Regions from separate parts of the Mus musculus genome. Here regions 2 and 3 are each linked to region 1. A link is a loop called in an ENCODE intact Hi-C map of the cell type or tissue named here. Cell type or tissue: heart. All regions are shown on one strand.

The links. Peaks named below come from ENCODE experiments on the same cell type or tissue, not always from the same donor. Only the 100,000 strongest peaks of a DNase experiment are listed, where the experiment ranks them.
Region 2: it touches region 1 in a loop (5-fold over the local background); 19 of 42 quality-filtered maps call a loop at or near these places.
Region 3: a loop joins it to region 1, with 3 times the contacts of the local background. A loop is called at or near these places in 5 of 42 quality-filtered maps.

The regions. Positions count from the first base shown.
Region 1 is chr4:148,800,494-148,808,493 of GRCm38, reverse strand. It overlaps Casz1 (castor zinc finger 1), which reads right to left and starts at 4,102. Exons shown (of 21, transcript NM_001159344.1): 1 at 3,980-4,102. In heart, CTCF peaks have their summits at 1,478 (motif pointing left) and 4,327; DNase peaks (open chromatin) are centred at 1,963, 2,323, 2,523, 4,203 and 2 weaker places; H3K4me3 peaks cover 4,251 bases; H3K27ac peaks cover 4,514 bases; H3K27me3 peaks cover 653 bases.
Region 2 is chr4:148,911,971-148,919,970 of GRCm38, reverse strand. All of the region lies in intron 4 of Casz1 (castor zinc finger 1), which reads right to left. It overlaps Gm15969 (a long non-coding RNA gene), which reads left to right and starts at 2,117. Exons shown (of 3, transcript XR_003955174.1): 1 at 2,117-2,192; 2 at 5,587-5,774; 3 at 6,353-6,401. In heart, no CTCF peak of the experiment used is centred here; a DNase peak (open chromatin) is centred at 4,940; H3K4me3 peaks cover 459 bases; H3K27ac peaks cover 7,095 bases.
Region 3 is chr4:148,874,280-148,882,279 of GRCm38, reverse strand. The region is part of intron 2 of Casz1 (castor zinc finger 1); the gene reads right to left. Among named protein-coding and RNA genes, the nearest start is that of Gm42352, 6.7 kb to the right of the region's middle. In heart, CTCF peaks have their summits at 682 (motif pointing right) and 3,896 (motif pointing right); DNase peaks (open chromatin) are centred at 309, 739, 1,139, 3,219 and 1 weaker place; H3K4me3 peaks cover 1,544 bases; H3K27ac peaks cover 7,321 bases.

The DNA of each region.
Region 1 (8,000 bases):
GGAGCCTGGGTCTTATTTTAATATTAAAAATGCATTAAATGGTTTTACCTACAACTTAGTCCCTAAGGATCATTACGAAATGCAATCGCTTTGTATCATATCTGTCAGCGTGATAAATATTGGAGCTAGAGAAGGTTTGCATTTTTTTTTCAGGATGTCACCAATCAAGATGGTTTTTTTTTCTGCCTTATTTTCTTAATTCACTGACTCCCCCTAACCATGACCACCACACACACACACACACACACACACACACACACACACCCTAAACTGAGAAGGAGAAAAAGTTGATATACTTTTAAACACCAACCACAGGTCAGTAATACTCTCAAAAAGCAAGAAAAAAGCTAGGAGTTAAAATTTTGGGGTGACAACTTCCCAAAAGAGGGAAAATTGCAGTATCCTATTAGCTTTGACTGAAAACCTTTTCCTTCTTCCCAGAGGCGAAATTCCCAAAAACAGATGGTCAGGATCTCAAAGAAAGTAAATATACCTCAACCCCCACAGGCAGAGAAATCTAACTTTGAACTTCTTTTTAAATTAAGGGGGGGGCAAGATAAACTATTAATAAGAATGAGAGATGGGTTGCGTTTTGTTTTTCTTATTCAAAAAAAATCATTAAGCACAAGGGGAGCAGATATAAAGGGGGAGGCGCCTATGTAACAGACTTTCCTATTTTTTTAAACAATAGTTTTTTTTTTTTCAGATTGGCCCCTTTGATCTTGAAAGAATTTTGCTCTTCTATGATGGGGGGGGGGAGGGCTCGGTGGTGAGATGATCCTGCTTTAAATGGTGACGCAACTTGGGGATCAAAGCCTTCTCTTTCTGTTAGCCATAATAAGCTGTACTTGCCACGAAGCGGGAGTCCCCCGGGCTCCTTTCCTTCGTCAGAAGGAAATAAAATGAGTTGATACTCAGAGCAAGACACGAAGGTGCAAAGTCTAAAAACAAAATAAAACAAAAAGGGCAAGGCGGAGGGGAAGAGGGAGGCACTGGCTCTTTAAACGTTTTAGTGCATATGGAGTTTGATTTCTGAAAGAGATCAGTTTAACATCTCCATAGAAACCAGCAACAGATTATCATCAACAGAATAAATAACTAGTCTAATAAATTAAACAGGAGGCATAAGATCGCTGGAAACCTGATTACTGAAGTTCAACAATATTCCCCATAAACCCTCGTTAACCGCCTCTAAGGTGGCTAACAAGATGGGGTGAGGGGGTGTCTTTCGGATACGCTAGGTTCCGTGAAGACTGACGCTGGACGCTGCCAGAGGTGGAAGAAAATTCCCCTTCTCGGTCCAGGAAAGGGTCTGGGAGTTGCAGTGAGGGGCGAAGCACAAAAAGCCAAAGTTTGGGAAGTGTGAAAGTGGTTCCAATTGCGCGATACAGTGCGGGGTGCAAGGACCGCCCGGGACGCACCGCTCGGCCGCCACTGGGGCTCAAGCTAAGAGCTTTGCGCTTGGGCGCGGATCTGCCCAGCGCCCCCTCCGGGCACGTGGAGTGCAGTCAGGGCGCAGCCCCGGGGGACCAACTATCCCCCGCCCCACGCCTGGCGCAGCTGCTCCTGCTCAGCCGGGACAGCTCCCTTTAGCATGGCGGCGTGTGTGTGTGTGTGTGTGTGTGTGTGTGTGTGTGTGTGTGTGTGTGTGTGTGTGTGTGTGTGTGTGTGTGTACGCGCGCGCGCTCTGGGCGGGGGGGGGGGGGTGGTCACCAACGTTACCAGACGATCTGTTTTCCAGTTCCCTTGTGCGCTCTCACCGCGCGCCCATACCAGCTTGGAGGCGGCCTAAATTTACCAACTTTGTCCGGAGACTACTTTACCCCATCCCACCCCCAACCTCTGTGACTGTATTAAGCGTTAGCTGGACAGATACACACACCGAGGGCCGCGCCCCCCACACTCCTTTGGAGAAGCGACGTACACGCTCAGTCTCCCCAACATTCTGCCAGGTTTAGGGGAGCTCCAGCTCGGAGGAGGGGTATTATCCCTGCTGGAACACATCTTCCACCCAGGCATCTACATCTTCACCCTTCCCAGCGTGACTGGATGGAGGTCCTCGCCGCACCCAGGCCGGCTTCGCAAGCCGAAGCTGAATCTGGAGAAACTTGTCTGCGGGGAGAAGCGGTCCCTGGCCTCACTCCTCTCCTCCCCCAGCTCGGGGACCCCGGTCGGGGAAGACTTGGAAGAAGAATCTGTGCCCACCCCCTAGAGAAAAATCTATTATTATGATCTTAATCTACGCCCCCAAAGTGTCCCTCCCGCTGTGATTGACGGCGCATACACCTGTTCCCCTCTCAGAGTAGAGTCCAAACGCTGGGGACAGACATTCGCTCAACCGCTTCTCGGCCGCCCAGCGCCCGCCCGCGCCCGGGCACCCCCGCCCGCAGCCCCAGTGCTCCCCTGGTCGAATCTCTCCACCCTAGGAGGCCGCCCCCTCCCCTCCCAGGCCTTGCTCCCCGGCTTCTCCCGCTCCGGGTCGCGCTGGCTTCGAAAAGAGAGAGAAAGAACAGAAAGCAAAACTTCCTGGCGGCCGACGGTCATCAGCTGCACATTCTGCAAATGCCACCGAGTAAAAATAAACCGGCCGCCGCTCCGCCCGGCCGGCTCACCCCGGGCGCACGACTCAGCCCCCTGTCCCGGGAGGTCCACGGCTGAGGGTCTGTCTGGCAGGGTCCCCTGATTCCCGCGCACCCCTCAGAGTCCCACTCCGTCAGTTACCACTTGACGCTCCTGTATAGTGAAGGTCGACCCAAGAGTCCTGGTGGCCCAGTCATCTCCCCTTCACTGTCCCCTGTGCCCCTACATGCTCCTGTCCTCTGCCAGGAGCCGATTTCAGCCCCATGTCCTCTCCACACGCTAAACCCCCGAGGTCCTCCTCAGCCCACCTAGGGTCACAGACCCCGTCCAATCCTCTCCTATCCCTAGAGAGAGCCCCCACCTCCGGCGCCGGAGCTCACCGCTCCACCCGCAATCGGGCCTGCCAACCCAGCGTCCCAAGTCCCCGGGCGCAACTTCTCTCTCCGCGCACACAGTAGCCGCCACAACTCCCCCGGAACTTTTCCCCAGATCCAGGGCGAGCTTCAGCCGACAGCAGAGCGGTCGGAGCCAGTACCCAGCGTTGCGAGCCGGAGCCCGGGGGGGGACTCGGGGGTAGGGGGAAAGAGTAAGAAGCGCCACTTGCCGCGCTTGGAGCGGCGCACTTGAGATAAACTTCCCAGGCACAGATAGAAAAGGGGGCGCCGCTCCCCAGATCCCAGAACCCTCTTGCCTTCATTTTCCCACCCGGAGCTCCCCTTGGCACCCTGCGCCTACGCGAACACTGCCTACCTCTGCTGGCAGAACATACACCCCGGTGTCGGGGCACAAGAGCCGGCTAGAGGAGATCCCCACCCACCCCTTCCCTTGGGCAAAGTCTTGCAAAGTCACCCCAGGAGCCCCTCACCCCTGCCTCCTTCTCTCCTCCAGACAGCTCACGACCCCCCTGCAGCAGGAGGGGGCGTGGGAGAAGGAACGATCACCCAGTATTGGCAAGCACCTGCGCCCCCAGCCCACTGCGCGGAAAGCGCCCCCACCCTAGTTGCAAAGTCCTGTACTCGTGCCTGGCACCTCCCCCTCTTCTCCCCTACCCCGCCGACCCCTCAGTTGGAGTAAGTGACCCCCAGGAGCTGCAGCCCTCCCTCCACTGGAGCGGCTCGCCGGGCATTCCCCTGGTCACTGCGGGCGCCGCGCCGCCCCGCGCCGGGGTGCCAGCCCTCTGTGCCCCCTACCTCCCGTACAGCCGGAGTTGGGTGGCAGCCGCCGCTCGCAGGCTGGCTGGCTCGGTCGTTCGCTCGTTCGCCCGCTCCCAGCTGCAAGCGGCAACCCCGGGGGTAGTGAACTGCACCGGGACAAGGGTGAAACCTGGAGGCGCCCCAATAGGCCCGCAGAGGTGGAGGGCTTGAAGGGGCCGCGGTGGAAGGAGCGCCGAGTCTCTTACCTGCACTTGGGGCGGCTTTGGGTGACTTTCCAAGTCCGGGGAAAAATGTGTGTGTGTTTGGGATGGAGCGCCGCGGGCGCGCATGCGCGACCGAAGTTGCCGGATCCCGGATTTTTCGCTCCCAGTCTCCGCTCTCGCCCGCTGTGATTATGGAATTCTCCGCGGCCGAACGGGCGAGTGGGTGGCATGCAAAACCCGGGCCGGATCGCGGGGCTGGGCTCCGCTCCACCCTCACACCCCCAGACCTTCCCCTCTAGCATTCTTCCCACCCACCGCCAAGGCTGGGCTCCGCGTGCGCGCGCGGCGAGATCGGCCAGCGAAGCAGAATCAGAGCGCGCTGCTCCCTTGTGCGGTTCCGGAAGGTTTCTACACCCTCTGAATGGAGTTGAGACTGGGACAGAAGAAAGGGACAAGGGTGCGTTACTTTCCAGCTATTCTGAACCCTTTGACACCCCGAGTTTGGTTCCCACTTTTTCAATGAAAATTGGCTCTCTTTTTTGCAAGCCAGACTGTTAGAAGAGTCGAATGAAATCTTCCCTGTTTGATATTTTCTTTGCTCTTACTCTCTGCAAAGGGGAGTTTTCATTCAGCCCCTTATGCAAGAAATAAATCCTTAAGTGAGCAAGACAGGCCACGCAGAACAACCTTACTCTATGCGTGGGAGGAGGGCAAATCATGTGCATTAAAACGAGAATGCTGCAAAGTGAAAGATCCACGGAGAAAGCAGAGTGTCTTGGGGGAGACGATCCCTTGGCCTGGAGATGGGAGGTGACAGCCGTTTTCATCTCCCCTGAAGGACACTTTGCATCCTTGCAATACCCTAGCAGGGCCTCTTAGCTGTCTACGCGGGTCACCGGTCCTCTGGCCCTAACACCTGGTCCTTCCTCTCCCAGTCAGGCTACCACACCCCAGCATAGACTCAGCGATGATACCCATTTTGTTCCTACTGCAGAATTCAGGATGGAAATTCAGGAAGTGAGACCAAAAAAAAAAAAAAAAAAAAATCAAAGGCGAAGGACCCCCAGGCAAGATGAGTTAGAAACTGACCGCTGTAATAGGCAAATTATTAATTGCATAAATAAGCAAAAGTGCAAAGCATAATCCAACTTCGAGGTGCACTTTACACAGTGAGTTCTGCTCAGAGAAAATGCCGCCCACAATGCCCAGCCCTGCTGGGGACTGGGGCCTACTGGAAAGCTTTTGCTCTGCTTCATGACCCTACTGTCTTGCCTGGCCAGCGCTAGGACAGTCGCCTGCTGGGATGTGTTCCCTGCCCTGCTGTGAGCTCAAAGTTCATTGGTCCAGAGGCAAATGACCAGAGTCTGAGGCTCTCTGGCCCTGAGGTGGTAGAGTTCCTAAATAAAACCTCTGGGTCAGTGCTGTGAGGTGTCACACACTCCTCAGATGCTATGGTAAGTGACAGCTGTGTCACACTTGTAGGAAAATAAACTGGAGCAAAACAAAAACATACACAACAACAACAACAAATCCAGACCTCACTACTCAGATTTGACAGCCCACGAAGAGCAGATTTGGGGGTTTGGACAACCCCAAATCCACCAGTTCATCTTGGTCTCTTCCCTCCTTATTCCAAGAATTAACAGAAGTCATCTGCAGCCGCAACAGACTGTGGCCTACGTCTCCCCTTCCATCTCCCATCCTTAGCTCCCAGGCTTCAGACTCATCCAAGTATTTCTGAGATACTTGAACCTGGTGACTCAGGAGAACACATGCCCTCCCCACCCCAATGCCCCCCTCCCCCAGAGATCTCAAGCTCAATCCTGCCAGCCCACACGGAGAGAAACTGAGTCACTGTCATCCGAGAGGTGACAAAGTAGGCCTGCTCACCACTGCAGCAGCAGCCAACAACTTGAGCTACAGGGACAGACCACCAGCCACTCACCAACTGGGTGACCTTGAATGAGACATTTGACCTCTGTACCTCAGTTATCCCAACAGAGAAATGGGGCTGATAACAGTATTGCTGTCTGGGAGCGTTGCAAGACTAACGTAGGTTAATGCAGGAAAAGGGCTTGGGCCAAGATATTGATCTGTAAGTGCCAGTAACTGTCCTTGTTCCTGGGGACATCCAGTACCCCTCCTTCCTTCAAGTCCTCTCCCCATCCCTTCTTGTCCTCTGTCTAGTTTCCTTTTGTTATGTTTATTTGGAGTAATCCTTTGCTCATTCATTCACTGAGTATGTATTTTCTAAGCCCAACACTCCACAGTGGGAGACAGAACTGAATTAGACAATGAACAAGGCCTGGCCAGGAAGGGGATGGTGACAGATTTCTTTCTACATCATTATCAGACCCACCTCCATTCCTAGTATTAGGCTCAACCCCTTTTCCCACTAGAATTGTCCATACCACATACACATATTCCATTCCACCTTCCCCTCAACATCACAAGCCTATCTCTCCCACTAAATGTTCATTAACCCACTTATTCTTCACTCCACTTTTGTTCTCAGGAGCTCTACAACCCTCTCCTAATGGGTTCCTCAATGGGAACCTTGCCCGTGTGAGTGACTAACGTCTTAGACAGGCTGAAGGGCAGAGAAGGCTCCTGTTGGACCCCAACATCTTCCCACGCCTAACTCAACAGAGGGGAAAAAAAAATATATATATATATATATGGCTAGGGGACTTCCATTCACCAGGTCCTGTCATTTCCTCCTGCCATAGTTCTTGGCCTTTCTCTGTTACTTTATCCTGTTTGTGGATATACAATGAGTTTGCTTGTACATTGATTGATTCCTGTTTCCTTTCTGGCTGCCCCTGCTGGAGTGGAAGCATCCTGCAAACAGGGACATGGTGGCTCTTGGTGTCCCGGGTACCTATGACAGTGCTTGGACTATAATAAGCCCTCACTGGAATCAAGGTGTCTTGAAGTGTCTACCCTAGGGAAGAATGGCCAGAAAGAGCCCAGACAAGTGACAATTGACTTAGTACAGCCTAGGAGACACCAGGTAGATGAGTGATCTTACCTGGGTTTCTACTCTCTGGCATTTTGCTGGGTCCTGGGGTGGGGGTTGGGGGGGGAGGATGGAGGTGTCTCTAGAGGCTTGTATCTTAGCAGAGAAAGGTAGACAGTCTCCTGCCTCTGTGTGGAATGCTTGTAGTCGAGAGCCTATCTCATTTCTAAGTCTCTAGGGAGACGTCCCCCATACACACACTGCCCCCACTGAATGCAGACAGTGTCGTTATCTCTGGAGCTCAGGAGCCAAATACTGTGTCTGAATAATTGATTATGAAACAAACAAATTTAAGCCAGCCTCTATTGCTATGATTAGGAAAGCCTTGGAAGATACCCCAGCTTAGCTCGCCTCCTGGTTTTTTGGTTCCTAATCCTCCTTAAGGACTGAAAGCAAAACCTGACCTTACATCAGTAGCCCGTGTTTATGGAATGGTTACTATGTATGTGTCACGGAGCACTTGGGTTGGCTCAGCCTCCCCACACAACATCAGGAAGAGGTAGTTACACTGATGAACATAATACCCATTATACAGATGGGGATGCAAAGAACAACTTCCCCAAGACTGAGGTAGACAGTCTGAGTCCCTCAGGACCAGCTACACTGGCAACAAGAGCATCAGAAGGAGATGAAGCTAGGTATGAGGATGTACTGGACGAGAAGAACATGGCCGTCTCTCCATGTGTGCTTCAATTGTTTATGTGCCCTGGTTGGTCTGTATTTCTCTTTTACCCTAGGCTGGCCTTGAACTCAAGATCCTTTTGATTCAGCCTCCCAAGTTCTAGGGTCAGGGTGTGCACTGCCAGATCTGGCTCCTTTACATCCTGTCACAATCTAAATAACAAACAAACCCCCTAAACTATGACAAAGTATTTTCTACACAGCAGGCAGTCAATAAAAAGGGGGGAGTCATATCATATTTTTGTTCCCCATTTTGCCTGGGCTATTCTATGCCTCGAGGTTCTCCTCGGGTAGGGGTTAGTTTGGGGGTTCGTTGTGTCTCAAGGAGCTGCTGTCCCAGTAGGTACTCAATAGACGCCTAGT
Region 2 (8,000 bases), 110 kb before region 1:
CTCCTCTTAAACAGTTGACACTTCAAGCATGTCTCCTCTGTCCTGGGTCCCATTGTTTACGTCTGTAATAGAGTGTGCTTCAGGGATGACTGTCTGGGGCAGAGGAGCACACGGTGTCACTTCTATTATGCTCAACGCTAACTACAGAGTGAAGGACCCCCTTCTCTGCAGCCTTGGAGGAAAGTAGGTACAGAATCCAACCTTGCATGGCCCTGTCAGCCTCTGCCCAAAGATCCAGCAACTGCCATGGTCTCCTATACCCAATCTGTGGAGACTGGGCTTTTTCTTTCTGCCTCACCTGCCCAGACCCTCCCACCCCAGAGAGCCAGGCTCCCTCTGAAGGCATCTCCAGAAGTCTGCCTGCCCAGCTCCATCAGTAGCTGCCCAGTGGATTGTCCAAGAGGGCTTCATTGCTCTCTGGACCCTCTGCCGTGGCAGAGAGTGAGCTGCCCTAGAGAGGCCTTGCCACTCGAAGCCCTTGGTGGGAATTGGAGGGGAGCGCCCATCTCTCTCCTTTTCTGTGCTCAGATCCCCCCAACTGTCATTAAAATAACAAGTTTCTGTTACAATCTAAACATCCCCACATCACATAAAGGGTTATATTACACCCGAGTCACTCCCGGCCCGTGTTTGCACAGAAAAGCTCACGGCAGGTCCCCCCTCCTGACGAAGTGACTTATTAAAGTTTAAACAGTAATTAACAGAACAATAAAAATAAAGGGATGTTTGGGGAGTCATAGCGCACACAGGGTTTTTGGCAGTGCCAGCAGTTTTTCAGTGCCCTGCGCTGGCAGCAAAATGAGAAGCCAGGGGGGACGAAGGACCGGCCAGGGTTGAGCCAGGGAGACTTGAGAAACTGAGGCCAGACTGGATAGGATGACGGTCTAGTTGTATCACAAAGGGTATAAAGAAGAAAGTGTGACAGCAGACAGCTGGAGGGAGGGTGAGTTCTGCCTGAGTGTAAGGCCAGCAGGGTTGGTGGACTGGCCCCCGCCTGGCCCCAGGCACTTCCGGGAGCCCAATGCCTGGTCATATCTAGCCAACTCCAGCAGGGACCTGGCACTAGGAGACCCTGGAGTTAATGATTCCTGGAACTGGACCCCTGCCACTTTTACCCAGTCAGGCAGGTACCCTCTTACTCTATCCCTAGCTCCAGTGGCAGGACACCGGGAGAACTCTCCTGAACGTATGCATAAGGACTCGTGGGGGGGGGGGTGAGAGCCTTCCTTAGACTGCTCTGGGGGAAGGAGACCAGCTATCCTATCTTAACTTGTACCAAGCTCCACCTAAAGCAAGCAAGAACCCAGAAAGCTAGCTCAGGGAGACCCCCCACTGTGAAGATTTGTGCCCAAGATCCGCAGGGAGCTCAAGAAAACCAGAGCATCCTGGGGCTAGCAGGGCCTCTCCTCATCCTTCTCCTCGCCTTGGCTCCTGAGCACAAGTTCTTCCACACAGGAAGCTCAGATCCATCCGTGGCTGTAGGGAAGAGCAGCGAGCCCAGCCAGGTAAAGGCACTAGGGAGATGAGGCCAGCACCTCAAAGCCTGAGGGGCCAGCCAGACAGGAGGAAGCTGGGATCCAAGCTGGCCAGGTGGCAGGCATCCTAGTACTGCTGAGCTGGCCCCTGCCTGACTTCTAAACCTAAGCTTCCTCCTGTTTCCCTTCTCCATACTTCCTGTGCCCTCTCCACTCGTGTGCCCACCCCAGCCTATTCCCCGATCTTCCCAGCCCAGCCCCCACAGCTTATCCTGCGGCCTGTCTGACACTGCCCACCACTGCCCTTCTTCTTCAAGGAGAGCCACTGCAGAGCCCAAATTCTCTCTTCACCGCAGCAAATTGATCCTAAAAGTAGATTTTGAGTACAGCATCCCCATTCACACATAGGCAGAGAGTGGTCTCCAGGATGCCAGGAGACCGTAAAGAGGCCCCTCTCCCCTCCTTGAGAAAAAGACACCCCCCCCCCACCTCCTGGGCTTTCCCATCTCCTCAGAGCACCAGCCTGACTAGGCCTTCCCCAAGAGCCTCCCTCTACCTGGGTGCCTGCCATCAGCAGCTCCAGGGCATCATTAAGCTCAGAAATAAGTCCCACCCTAAGGCCAGAGGCCCTTCTGGTCTCTGCTACAGGTCCCTGGGCTGGTCCTTCCACATCAAAAGGTCGAGTGTAGCAGGCATAGCTATGAGCCATCTGCACAGGTAAGAGGCGAAGCTGACGCCAGACTCTTTCTAACCTCCTATTTCCCGAGCTCTGGGTCCACGGAAGCTGAAGGACCCAAAAGGCAAGGGCTCTGTGTCTGGGCACAGGCAGAAGGGGATGGTGGGGCTTCAAAGATCTCAGTGCCACTTAGATGTCAGGTTCTAAGCCAACAGCTTTTCTCTCCCTCTTTTTGGGTAGAGCTCCCTGGGCCTTCGTTCCCCAACCCTTCCCCACTCCCAGTAACTCATAAGGGGGAGAGCAGAGGCTGGAGCAGACAGAGCTCAAAGAGGGCAGGTGATGGTCCCCCAGCCCTCAGCTGCTGCCCTCCATTGGCTGGCAAGGTGCTCACACTCCCTTACTGCTGGTGGACGCATCCTGAGTCACCCTGCCCCAGAGCTGTGCTGGGGGCGTGGGGGTGTGTGGCACCTCCAGGGTAGGGGAACACTGGTAGGGGACAAGGCAGAGAGTGTCTGGGTAGCACCAAGGAAGGCAGGCGGGGAAGAGCCCTTCTATTGAGTATGCTCTACAGTGGACAAGCTAGAACTGTTTCTAGAACCCTCAACCTGCTGTCTGCCCCCAGGGGCACAGGCATGGAGTGTCAGCTGGACAAGGAGATCTCTGATGGAGGGAAGCCATGTGCCCTCCCACACTAGAGAATAGCTACCAAGATGGAGGCTTTTTAGATCTGCACCAAACTTCAGAACTACAAGGCCAAGGCCTAAGGGGATTTTGCTGAAAGCCAGGGTCAGTCTCTGCCCAGGATCAGACAGAGCAAGGGACCCAATTTCTCTCTTGCCCAGAAGATACCAGGCCCCCTTCTGCTTAAGGGACCTTCCACAACCTTGGACACTAACTGTCCCTGAGTCTCTCCTTGGTCCCCGCAGAAGTTCCCTGCTGGGAGTATCAGGTCTCACACTCTTCCACCCCTCCAAGAACTGCAACAGCTCTAAGCAGAACTTCTGGGGTACAGGGTACAGGGTAGGAAGTCCAGCACCCTAGATCTACAAGGGCTCTGTCCTGGTTTATCCACTGACAATGACGAGACTGTGGAAGGGGCCTTCCTGTTGCCGGGACTGTGTTCCCACAATCCTTTGGGGCTGGCTGTGCTGTGGAAGGGAAGTAGGGCAAGAACTATCTAGGAATCAGGAAAAGGGCCTGGGACAGACAGAGCCTGGGTCATAGGCATAGCCCCAGAAGAGGTGAGGAGGCAGCTTGTGACAGTCGGCAGCACCTCCTCACCATCTCTGTGGCCTACTGCCTCAATCCCTTTACCGACAGTGAGGAGGACATGAGGGGACTAATTTAGGAGTATTTTTAAAACCGTGGCCCTGGTGGATGGGTTTAGCAGTTGTCAGCCATCTGGAATAAGGAATTACAATCACCCCTCCCTAATCCTATATTCCCTAAACCCTAAAGCTGGTTAGTGTGGGGATGAGGCAGCAGGTGGGTGTGGGGGGGTGCCTGTTCCAGAAAGGAGCCCCCGCCCCCCGCCTCACCCCGCCCCACCTAGGAGTACCCTCCCTCCCCCTTGGAGGGTGCCTGGGCCCCGGGGTGTGGGCTGAGGAGCCCAGTGTGTTTGGAGCCCACTCGGCTCCCCCACCGCTCACGCCTGCTCACTCCCCAGGCCTCGCTGGCTTGCGCAGGGGCCGTCAGGTAAATTAGATCTGAAAGCTGACAATTTCTGACCATATTTCCTTGATTATTTCAAACAAATGCACAGCAGCCGCTGTAAGGAGATTAAAGTGACATAAACGTCCCGAGTGGGAGGGGGGAGGGCAGAGGATTCAGGTCACCCCCATCCGTCCCCCGCCTGACAGACGCTATATCGCTATCCAATCCAATAAAAAATCCCCCCCTTTTGCTTTAATTAATTTTACAGCTAGCTTGCTTAATTACTTTCAATCAAAATCCTCCTGCCATCGCAAAATTAGAGATGGTTGAGCTCCATTAGCCTAAATTCTTCATTTCCATATAGAAAAGAGGCTGTCGACAGAGCCAGCCCGGGCCCCTGGCAGGACAGACACCCGTCTGCCCACCCGCCGCCAGACAGCCCACTCTGCCTTCCATTCTCCGGCTATGGCTGCCTTCTGCATGTCCCCTCATCCTTTCTACCATGACACCGTAGACTGAGGGTTCAGGTGGGGTGTCCTCACTGTCCCCTAGATCGTCCCCAGACTTCATGTGGAGGCATTGGGGCTAGGCTGAACTAGAGGCCAGGTAGACGTGGAGGTTTGCCTCTATGGAAAGAAACAGCTGATCCCAGGGTTCTCCCCTTACCAGCTGCCTCTCAACAGAGCTTCAGGCCCTGGCTACCCAGACTCCTAACTCTGGGCCCTCTGCCCTCCAAGGAGCTCTTGGCAGAGCAAGAACACTCCAACTCTTGGAGTTTAGCCTGTCCGTATAGACACTGGAACCAACATCACCCAGGGTTCCCTCTACCAACTCCTGGCTAGGGCTACTGCCCACTGCCAGAGCGACTGTAGGGCCAGCTGTCTCCGTGGCACAAGGCAGCACGGCAGCCCCCACAGACTAGCGGTGTCTTGCCCCCACCCCCACCCCCCCACCTCCCAGCCAGTTCCCAGTTTGCAGCAGCTGCTTCTCCTCCCCCAGCCTGGTTGGTGGGTGGTGGGTCTGGGCTCTGTCCACATCCTGTGCTCGGCTGGCCGGCTCCCTTCTCCTCCCTGCCACCTGCCTTATCCTCATAACCCCAACCCCAGCTCCTGAAACTCCACTTCAGGTTTTCTATGCTACAGCCCTGAGTGACACCACAGGGTCCAGCCCAACCTGGGATCCAGCTGATTAAGGATCTGCAACAGGATGTGGGGATTATAATAAAACCTGGCTCTGGACCTTCGGGGGCAGTAGGCCAAGCCTGGGCTCCAGGACTCCTCTCCCCTCCTCTCACTACCATGACCCCCAGCCAAGTTGTCAAGTGATGACAGTTCAGGGGGTCTACACAGTTCCAGCTAGACTCTGGGAAGTGAGCAAACGGGCTGGTGTCAAGGCGGACCTGGAGTAAGCCTGTCAGAATGGCAGGGTGGGGTGGGGAAAAGGAGTCAGTGATGTATGAAGTCTGCCTTGTACCCCCTAGCTCTTCTTGGGGTGGCAAACCAGCCTGATCTCCTTTAGAGAACCAATGTGACACTGGGACAGTGTGCCAGCACAGCTCCTGGGCAGAGGCAAACCAGTAAAGAAAAAGGTGCCCCGTGGGTTGTGTGAGACCCTTCCAGACAACAGGCCCTAGAGTTCGCCCTTGGCTACTGGTGTGGCTGTGGCCGTCTAACACCAGGATGTGAGGCCAGCTCCTGATGGATGAGCGGCTGAACTTGGAGCCTGCATCTTAGGACCCCCCCCCCCATCTGCTCCCCTCTGGTCCTCCTCTAATCCACACAGGTCCAAACAACCCTCCTTCTCAGATGCTTCTCCGAGCTTCTCAGATGCATCTTGAGTCCCTATTGGCACTGCTCAACCTGGCCCTCAGGATCCTAGAGGACCATCTGAAGTCTCTTGGGAAGCCTGTAGGCTAACAAGGACACACTGTGCGCCGCTTCCCAACCACCGAGAGAGAAGCAGCAACATGAGTGAGTTCAGGGGGCTCCTGGAGGTTACCTGATCCTGCTGAGTGACAGGCAAGGAAGGTGACACAAGGCTGCCCTGGTTCCTTTGCTTCCTGCACTGGGCCCATCACACGAGCCTGTATGTCTCTCTTACCTCCTTACCTGTGACTCATCACCCCAAGGACAGAGACAGAAGAGGCTGCACAGCCACAGTCTATGGGCATCCGCCCACTTCTTGCGGCTCTCTGTCCACTGAACTGGGGTGAGCTTCATTCCCACTTTACCCAGACCATCGTGCCTGGCCCAGCTGGGCAGAGGTGGAAGGGTAGATAAGAAAATAGGTTCTGAGTCCTAGAGACACCTACTGTGGGATGACACAGCTCAAACTCTCCTCCATGCCAGGTAGTACCGTGAGGCTACACAGTATACCCCAGGCCTCCAGAACACTGACCGCTACGCAGAGGGTCCAACCTCAATCCTAGGCCTGGCCTCCCTTCTCCTAGGCATCCTTCAGGGGCCCTAGTGACCATATCATTTGTGAGACGCCCTCTAGATCATCCCCTCCTCTGGTCCTCATCTCTGACCCCTGTTCTTGTTTGTAGGCCCTCTACAGTAACAACTCCTCCATCCACCTCATTTGACCAAGAGATCTACAGGACGGAACTACTGTTCAGCACAGTGTCTGTCCAATAAATATTTACTGAAATGAACACAGACCGCTAAGAGCTTCTTGCGTTGACTAGGGCTGAGCGGAGGACCCAGGGTGTGGCCTGACTTCTTAACCAGACCCTGCCTAGCTCTAAAAACCTTTCCTGCTTGCTGGGGTGGGGACTCCCTGGGTGGGACTCAATTGACACTGTGAGTGTCTTGCCCTCTTTAGCCCCAGGCTCACCTCCAAATGCCCTTCACAGGACTCTGCCCAGAGAACAAAGAAGGCCCCAGTTGTTCCTGCATTTCTCTGTAAGAGGAACAACTGTTGCTGGTCAGTCCTTTCTGAATAAACCCAGCAACTGTTTGCAGCGTAGAGCAATTTTCTCCCTCTGCCTTGTCCTTGTCCCAAAAAGGAGAAAAGGAGATTAAAAAAGAAAGATGGGGGAGAGCCCATACCAAGCCCCACAAACTCCCTACACCCGCTCTCAAGTCTGTCTGGAAATGTTATGAGCACAAAGAGCACAAGGACAGCCACCTGCTGTCCCTGACAACTGGGACAGCCGCAGCTAAGGGACAGGCTGTGAGATCAGGACCCAAAAAAAGGAGGTGAGAAAGTGGACGGTGGAGGGAGGCAAGGGGGGTTTGAAGAGGGACAACAGGAAAGATCAAAACCAAGAAGGTGTGGGGAGGGGGGCATCTGGCCAGGACCTGCAGGTACAGAGACCCATACAGCCCAGATGGCTCCTGAAAGTCAGGCAAAATGGAATGGAGGGGTGCTCTGTGGGACACTGGATGTGATGGGGGTGGTGAAGAGGGAGAGAAGAGGAGGACTGGAGAAGAGGGAACGAGGTCTATTAAAATCCTCTCAGTGCATAACACAAAATGTCAGGGTTTATAGCTTCATTCTTGGCTTTGCTGGGACTGAGAACCCTGAACAGAAATGTCACCGCTTGTCATGTTTAATCACCTGCTGTTTGTTAACACCTCCCCTGCAAGGAGCCTGTCTCAATCTGCCCCTGGGCCCCCAAGGGACCTGGAAACTGAAAACATCCAGGCTTCTTCTCAGGGGCTCTTAGCCCTGCCTCGGGTTCCCGGGAGCTCCTTCTGCCGCCATCTGTAGACTTGCAAGGAGTCCCAGGATGACCCTTCTTATCAAGAGGGTCATGACCCCACTGGCAGGAGCTGGCACGCTTGGCTTGGAAGAGCCTGGTCATCCATCGCCTGCCCTCCAGACTATCCCACCTGCTGCCTCCACCCAGAGCCTAGAGAAAGTCAGTCAAGGAAGGCCTGAACTTCACTGCTGCCAGCGTGACCATCAATGGCTACAGCACATCTATCTCATCTACCCTTATCCAAGCACACCGACTGTGGTTCTGGCTTGGTTCCCTCTCAGACCCCCTCCTTTCTGGGTTGTTTAGGAATGCCCATCCCTACTGCTTTGTAACTTCTCCCTCTTGGGCAGGGTAGATATCTGTAGTGCCAGGGTGGTTATGCCCCAAGTACCCTCCAGTCTCCCTAAGAACACTGCGATGCTCCCCACCTCCTAATTCATAATTTGGTCAAATCCGGCAAAGCACTCAGGTTCTCTCAAACCCACAC
Region 3 (8,000 bases), 74 kb before region 1:
TTATTTATTTAATTTTTTGGGTTCTTTCCACATAATTGCACCGCATCTCAGATCTTTAATAAATAATTTGTAGGTCCTGAACTGCACACGGCTTTGCTCTCTGCCACGAGAGAGCCTGCTTTAGCCAAAATATTTACCAATATTTAAAAGTCATTAGAGTCAGGAAGGAAGTGGGGAGTGGTACTGGGAGCAGCCTGACTTGGGGCTATGGTGTGTGCTACCAGCCCTGTCCTCCAGACCCATCTCTTGGTGGGAAGGTGAGAGGTGACTCCTGGTATAGGTCCTTGCCTGTCGCTCTCTGCTTGAGTAGACTGGCAGATGTTTCCTGGGAGCTTGGAGGAAAGGGTGGATGTATCTTGAAAGACACATCCTGGTTTATTGAGGCTAACGGGGCTGGTGGTGGAAGAGGCCTAGTTGGTACAGTGGCAGAGGCCTTTCGAACCCTTGGCTTCGGCTTCTTGTGATGGGCACTGCCGGCCGACCACCCTCCCCAGGGGAACTCAGCCAGACAACTTATTGCTGCCATCCTCCTGGCCATGGCTGTTACAGCTCCGCAGGAAGCATCCTTCTTGCCATCCCAAGGTAACGTTGAAGGAAGGCGAAGCTCTGGGGGTTTGGAAAGAAGACTTGGCCCATTTTAGAGACTTAAACGTCAGAGTTCTACTCCGGGCGGTGCCACCAGGGGACGGGATCGGTGTCAGGAGTGGCTTGGCTAAGACTCCTTTCTTTCCACGCATCCTGCCTAAATAGACCGGCCTTCCAGAGACTCCTGGCTCCAAGCCCCAAAGCTGGAGTGGCCACCGGTGCTGACAGCACCCCTGCCGCCACCATAGGCCGGCCTTGCTTTCACAGGTTTTTCCCAGCGGGGGCTGGATTTCTGCCCAGCCAGGAATGTGCTCCCAGGATGTCAATTCTAATCTCCCCAGCGCTCTGACAGAATTAAGCTCCAGTTTGTCCGACAACATCCCAAAGTTTCAGAAATCCAGGGCAGGCTTTCTAATCAGACTGCAGGACAAAGGTCTGGCCTGACCCTGTCACTTCCATTTATGCCTCCTGTCTGTCTGGGCCTCGGCCTTTGGGCAGCTTCCTCCAGCCTCTGCCCTGGCCAGCCTCCCCCTCCCCCAAGCCCCCTGTTTCTCCGCCCAGAACTTCCCCTACCCAAGCCGGCCAGCTAATCCCATTGCTCTACCATTCAAAGCCTAGGGATCCCTGTAAGGCGACCCTGCTGGCCCTCAGCCTATTGGCCCAGCCTTGCTAAGGCTCCCAGTGGTCAGCTTCCTAGAAGGGATCTCAGGCCTCGCTAGGCTCCACCGTGGCTCTGGGGAGAGGTGCTAAAGTCAGTCCACTGCTGTCTCCAGCCAACCCCATCGAAGGTTCATTTAACTGCCCCTAAGGCAGCCTTTGGCCATCCTGTTGGAAAGGTCTAGAAAGCCTGGGTCATCTGTCACATTTGGAGGCCCTATGAGGTAGAGACTTCTCTCCCTCCAACTCTGGTGGTCACTACGAGGCGACCAACTGCCTATGATAAGCAGAAGTAGCCTTGAACCCAGAGTAGGCAGGACCTGGGACCTGGATTCAGGCTTTTGGTTCTCTTGGATTGGGGTATCATGAGAGAATGTAGACAGGGCCTCCTCCTCTCTCCACACTCCTCATTCCCTTTCCATGTGGCTCATGGCTGGGTATGGAGTGCTCAAACCTGCCTCTGTACGCACAGGAAGTTACACAAACGGTTAGGAAAGGCAAAACCTATGAGGGGACAGATAGATGTGGGTGGGGGCCACAAATTAAACTTGCTTTGTGTTCATCAAAACCTTCATGGGGGCAGAGGGAGGAGTGTGGACACAGCCAAGCGGGCATCCAGGGGTACACCATCTGTGAGCCTCATGCTGGCCACCAAGCTGACCGGTGGCAAGGGTTCCCAGGCAGGGGCGGGAAACCGGTTATATGCTTGTGAAGAAAGAGGCTGAGGAAGAAGGAATAGAGATGCCACTGAAGACAGGAAGAATCCAGCACAGCCAGGAAGGAGGGGTTGTCTAAGAACTACATGTCCTACGTGACACAGATGTCAAAAAGGTTCTGAGGCCAGGAGGGGTGCACACCTTTAATCCCACTCAGGAGACAGAGGCAGGCGGATAGATCTCTATGAGTTCAAGGCCAGTCTGGTCTACAGAGTGAGTTCTATCTAGGACAGCCAGGGCTACATAGGGCGACCCTGTCTCAGAAGGAGGAGGAGGAAGAGGAGGAAGAAGAGAAGAAGGAGGAGGAGGGAGGAGGAGGAGGAGGAGGAGAAGGAAAAGGAAAAGGAGAAGGAAGAGAAGGAGAAGAAGAAGAAAAAGGAGAATGTTCTAGAACGCCACAAGTAGGCAGGGCCATGCCATAGCCTTTCTGCTTCTCCAGAGACTGGCCCTGAGCCTTCACCAGTTGGGCCAGTAGGTCCCGAGGGCAGATCTGCATGGCATGGATGATAGATAGGCTGGGCTGGCAGAGAATTGGGTAGTCCTATCTGAATGGCAGTGGGGAAGGCTGTGAACCTGTAATAAATCCTTTTTTTTTCTGGAACCACAGTAATTTCATCTAGTAACAGAGACGTCCATGAGGGTCTCTCCTGGAGAACAGATGAACAACTGCCCATCAGCACTTCACAGAACTCCACTGTAGTTTTCTCTGTTCCCCTCCCCTGCCTAGTGGGTTCCCTGACTCCCCCCAAACTCCCAACTTTGCCTCTGGGCCTTTCTCTTTTCCCCCTCTTTCCTTGGTTGCTGAGCCGGGGTGTTGGTGAGCTATTGTCCACGCCCCCTCCTCCTTTTTTTGCTATTTATCAGCAGATTGTGTGGAGCTGAGTGGTGTGAGCCTCGCCCTGCTAAATAAAGCTTTGGTATTTCTGATAAAGCCATCAAATTCCTTATCACACTGACACAAAGTGCATTTAAAGAGACAGACACCCTGTCCCTCCCTGTCCCCACCCGCTCCACTCAGTTCAGATTTCCAGCTGCTCTGACACCAAATGCGGCTCCTGAGGATGGAGGTGGGGGTGGGGAGACAGGGGACAGACCCAAACCCTTTTTAGATCCTGCTTCTCCCCAGTAGAGCTGCCGGCACCTCGAACCCAGGGCTGGCCCCAGGGTGTGGCACACCGCTTCCTGGCACCATACTGTAACCAGTGGAATACTGTCATTGGAAAACGCCCTGAACTAGGGGATGTCCTTGTAAACAGAACAATCCCGTGTGAGGACAACAGCTGACCGGGGGAGGAAGAGTCCCTGGAAGCTGTGTGCCTGTTTAGCAGCCCAAGCCCTGTGACCTGGGATTTTGTGCTTGTAGCCAAAACTGCGAAGAGGGGACAAGAGAGGATACTGAAGCCGCTTTAGCGCAGGGAGGATGAGGGCTATGTCCCTGTGGGACCTGACTGTTCAGCATATGCTCTCATTCACTGGGCAAAGCCCTGACTCCTGACACAGCCCCACAGGCCGATAGGCCTATCACGCCATTTGACAGATGAAGAAACCAAGGTTGGCCCAGTTCCACACAGCCGGGGGCAAAGTCAGCAGGGGCTCTGGCCTGTCTGGCTGACTCTCTTACCATGAGAGACGTTTCTCCCTTAATCAGTCCTGAGAGCTGACCCCCTGGGTCAGGCTCTGCCCACCTCCTCGGTTATGATTCTGGTCCCTGTGCCCCAGGGTCCTCTCCCACCTCCCCAGTCCTAGCTCAAGAGCTCAGGTCTTGCGCCCACACACAGCTTGCTGGGTGAAGAATCAAATTTATTATTTTTAATTATTTTGATTTATCAAACTAGCAGCTACAACCATATTAAACCAACTTGGCTTCTTGGCATGCAACAGAAACAGCTGCTCCAGGACTCCCCCAGACTCCAGAAAATACCCTGCCTGTCCTCTTGCTCCTCTAGAGGGCACCTCAGGCTCCTGATCCAGCATCCCCAAATGTGAGGGACACATGACCCCTGCTTTTGTTCTTCCCCTACCAAAAGAAGGTACAACCGGAAGTCATGGAGGGCCAGAGGACAACCAAGGAACAAGATGGGGCACAGTTTAACAGCTGTTAAGGAGTTTTGGGGTACAATCGCCCCCATCCCCTGGCTCAGAAGACCTTCTAGAGCCCTGACCCTCAGGGAGTGGTGTCTGGCTCAACTACAATCCCCTGCAGTTAGCATTGGTGAGCAGGGAGGAGGCCATCTTAGAGTCCGGGTACTGGAAAGGCAGTACCATACTACAGGTTTCTGTGGGACATCCAGATCTCCATGTACCTAGGGCATAAGAGGAGGCTGGTCCATTGTGTGTGTGTGTGTGCGCGCGCGCACGCGTGTGTGTGTGTGTGTGTGTGTGTGTGTGTGTGTGTGTGTGTGTGTGTTCTGATTGAGGCATGTGAAAATGGCCATGATGCACACTTCAAAATTCTAAGCAAAACTGTATATAAATTGTATGAGTGGAAGACACCATCTCTGGCATTTTTTTTTAAAGCCCATAGAAGATACTCATAGAAGAGCCAATTCTAATCTCCAGGGGGATGGCAGCTCTTGTCTCCTCAATGGGGTGAAGAGGCCACTCATGCAGAAAGTCACTGTAACCCTCTGGACTCTCTCACAGAATAGCTTCATGCCTAAGTAACAGGCTAGGGTCAGACCAGGAGCTATGCTACCACAGGTCCCCACTACATCACAACCTGGCCAAAGAGAGCCCCACTCTGGCTGTAAGTTCTGAGCTCTGATGGGCACCTCGAGGCGTGTTATCTAAACTCTCTGAGGTCGAGTTTCCTTATCTGTAAAGTGAGAGAGGACCTGTCTCAGAGGGCTATGGAGACGGGAGACAACGAGTGCAGGGCCCTAAGCAAAGTTGGTGCACAAATTCAGTGTGCAGAAAGTGACAGCAACCATCACTGTCACGGGCGCCTCAACCTCTTCCTGACTAGTATCTGATAAGGGAGTGCACCTGGGGCTGGCGGACAGAAGAGCTCACCTGGGAGAGCCCAGAGCTGTCTCAGGGAGGCCATCCTGCTGCCCACCTGCACAAATGGCTTCAGGAGGCAGGAAGGGGACACGAGAATGACACGGGCAGTCACAGTCGCCTATCAAAAAACTGTCCATTCCCTCTGCTTTCCCGGGGACTCATGCCCTAATATGGGCCCTGTAGCTTTATGGGTTATTTCGAGTTCAGTGATAATGACTCTAAGTAGTGCTTCTGCTGCTTCTAGAAACTGTCCCATGCGGGTAGAGGAGCAGAAGGACAGTTGGCAAAGAATGGGAAGGACACAGGAAGTAGAAGGTCACAGCACATGGAGAGAGGGGCACGGATGGGTGAGTTATGGGGGAAGAAGACACAGGGCTTGACCAGTGTCCCAAGGAGATTGGAGACTCAGCTAGACAGGCTACAAGGCAGACACCTGGCCACGCCCTCATGCCCACTGTCTCAGGATACCCTGGACAGACCAGCTACTCGCTCCCAAGGGAGGGGTTTAAGAACCAGACTAAGCACCAAGCCTATCTCTTCACTCATAACTCTAGTGAGGGGACCTTCTGCCTAACAGCCAAGCTGGGCCCAGGGGCCCCTCGGAGCCTTGATTTATTTACGGACTAATTATCTTTCTGTTCAACCTTGGCCCATGGAGTCCAGACTGCAGAGGGTTAACTAGACAGAGGGGCTGGCTCTGCTTTTGCTCTACCTCATGCTAGAACTCCTATCACCTACCTCCCCCACCCCCTGATCTTAGGAAAAAAAACCCATCAAAATAACTATTTTATGTCTCCAAATATGCAGATCATTTTCTTTAATGAAAGATGCTTGACGTCTCCGATCCAATTAATATGCAAATGCAGGAGAGGATTTATTTGTGACATTCTGTCTGGGTGAGAGAAAACAAAAAAGGCCTGTTAACCAAAACACTAATTGCTGTGACTGATTGTCACATATCATCATTTTCATAGGGTCCCCTCCATTCCCGGCTCTCAGGGAGCTTGAAACCAGGACGCACGCATGCCACGCAGGCATCAAGGAGAAACAGGGCAACTGGCTACCTGCCAGCGCATCCCCCTCATCACGAGACCCCGTGCTGGGCTAGATGAGGTGGAGGGTCCTTGTGGCTCTGGTCCTCCTTTGTCTGTCTGTCCCTGACCTCCTGCCGCACTGCACTGGTTCATCTCCCTTGCTAGACTGTACCTTAGGCCTTAGGTGCTCACTGGCAAATGTGGGGAGTGTGGGCTCCATCGTCTATACATCCGTCTATACGTCTCTCCAGTGGAATCACCATGTGGCCTCAGCCCAGCCAACCTTGAGCCTTGGTGAAAGGAAGTGAAAGCAGGCTTCTCTTAGGAGGTAGAGGTGGGCCCTCTGGGCCCTCTCAGTCACCAAGCCCTGCCTCTCTTGTCTTTCATATGGCTTGCCCTTCCTTCCTTCCTTCCTTCCTTCCTTCCTTCCTTCCTTCCTTCCTCCCTCCCTCCCTCCCTCCCTCCCTCCCTCCCTCCCTCCCTCCCTCCCTCCCTCCCTCCCTCCCTCCCTCTCTCTCTCTCTTTCTTTCTTCCTTCCTTTCTTTCTTTCTTTCTTTCGTTTTTCGAGACAGGGTTTCTCTGTGTAGCCCTGGCTGTCCTGGAACTCACTTTGTAGACCAGGCTGGCCTCGAACTCAGAAATCCGCCTGCCTCTGCCTCCCAAGTGCTGGGATTAAAGGCGTGCGCCACCACCGCCTGACTGGCTATTTCTTTTTTAACCTCAAGGTCATCTTGGAACCTTGATGTACACCACCCAGGGAAACCGAGGCACGGCATCCTCTCCTTCAGAAGACATAGAGAGACTCTGCGGAATCTCCTCAAGACTTGTAAATAACTGCTGAAGCCTCTTCCCTGGCCCTGCCCGATGTGGTCGACAAAGTGGGAGTTAAGTGGTCCCGCCCACCAGCTTCTTTGGGAAGCTTCCATTTTCCAAAAGACCTAGGGTTTCTGCTGTCTCCTGTGCTCTAGGGACTTGGGGGAAAGGAAGGGGGGCAGAAGAGTCTCCTGTTCCCAAAGGCCAAGGGGAAGTCGGAAGGAAAAGGCATACCTTGTTCAAGTGACCTAGGAAAGGCGAAGAACATTCTGGGTGCCACGTGGTTCCAAAGACAAGGCTAAGAGACAGTGCAAGCTCCCCTAGAGTAGCCTTGTCCCCACACAGGGGCCAGGACTGAGAGAGACAAGAGGATACCAGACTCGGGGCCTGGTACCTTGGGGGACTGGTCTCCAACTCTGGAGCTTGGGCATCTTGGGAGTCAAGGCCTCTTCTGGGCATAGTGGTACACACCTATACCCAAGCACTTGGGCTGTAACAAGACAATCACTGGCTCAAGGCCAGCCTGGGCTACAAAGCAAGTTGGAGGTTAGTCTGGACTACATAGAAAACAATACCCTGTTTCAGGAAACCGAAGAGAAGGCCTCTTCTCCTGTTCTGTCCCCCTCCATAGAACGCTTCCAACTTTCCAAAAAGGTGGAAAACTTGAGATTGGACAATCAGAGCACAAGGCTGAGCTGTCATGGAGGTCCTTGGGATTTGCCCTGAGTGTTGGGCTCTCTGTCTGGCTGGAAGTTACAAAAAACCCAACACAAGCAGGAAGTACGCATTGAGCACCACCATAGGTTGGTCCAAGGCTGTGTGTCTGCTACTACGAAATAACTAACTAACGAGGGCTGGAGGAAGATGGTGTCTTCCCTCTTGATTCCCATCCCAGAAGTACCTCAGCCCCTGTTCCAAGCCCAGCTGCTTCCCTCAGGCGACTCCACCAGGGCCTTGAGGAAGAGCTGGCGCCAGGGCAGCATGGGGCAGACACTCTCCCCCCCAAAAGGCCTGCCCCCGCACCCTGAGAACAGGCTCAGCAGGATGCCGAGCGGGGGTGCTTGGAAGCCTTCCGGGAAGAGTATAGCCCTGGCACCATTCCCGCCGGGAAGGAGGTGAGTTGGGTCTGCTACAATGTCTGCTGCTCACCTGACTCGCGCCCACGGCGGCTAAGCACCAATAGGGTGTGCGT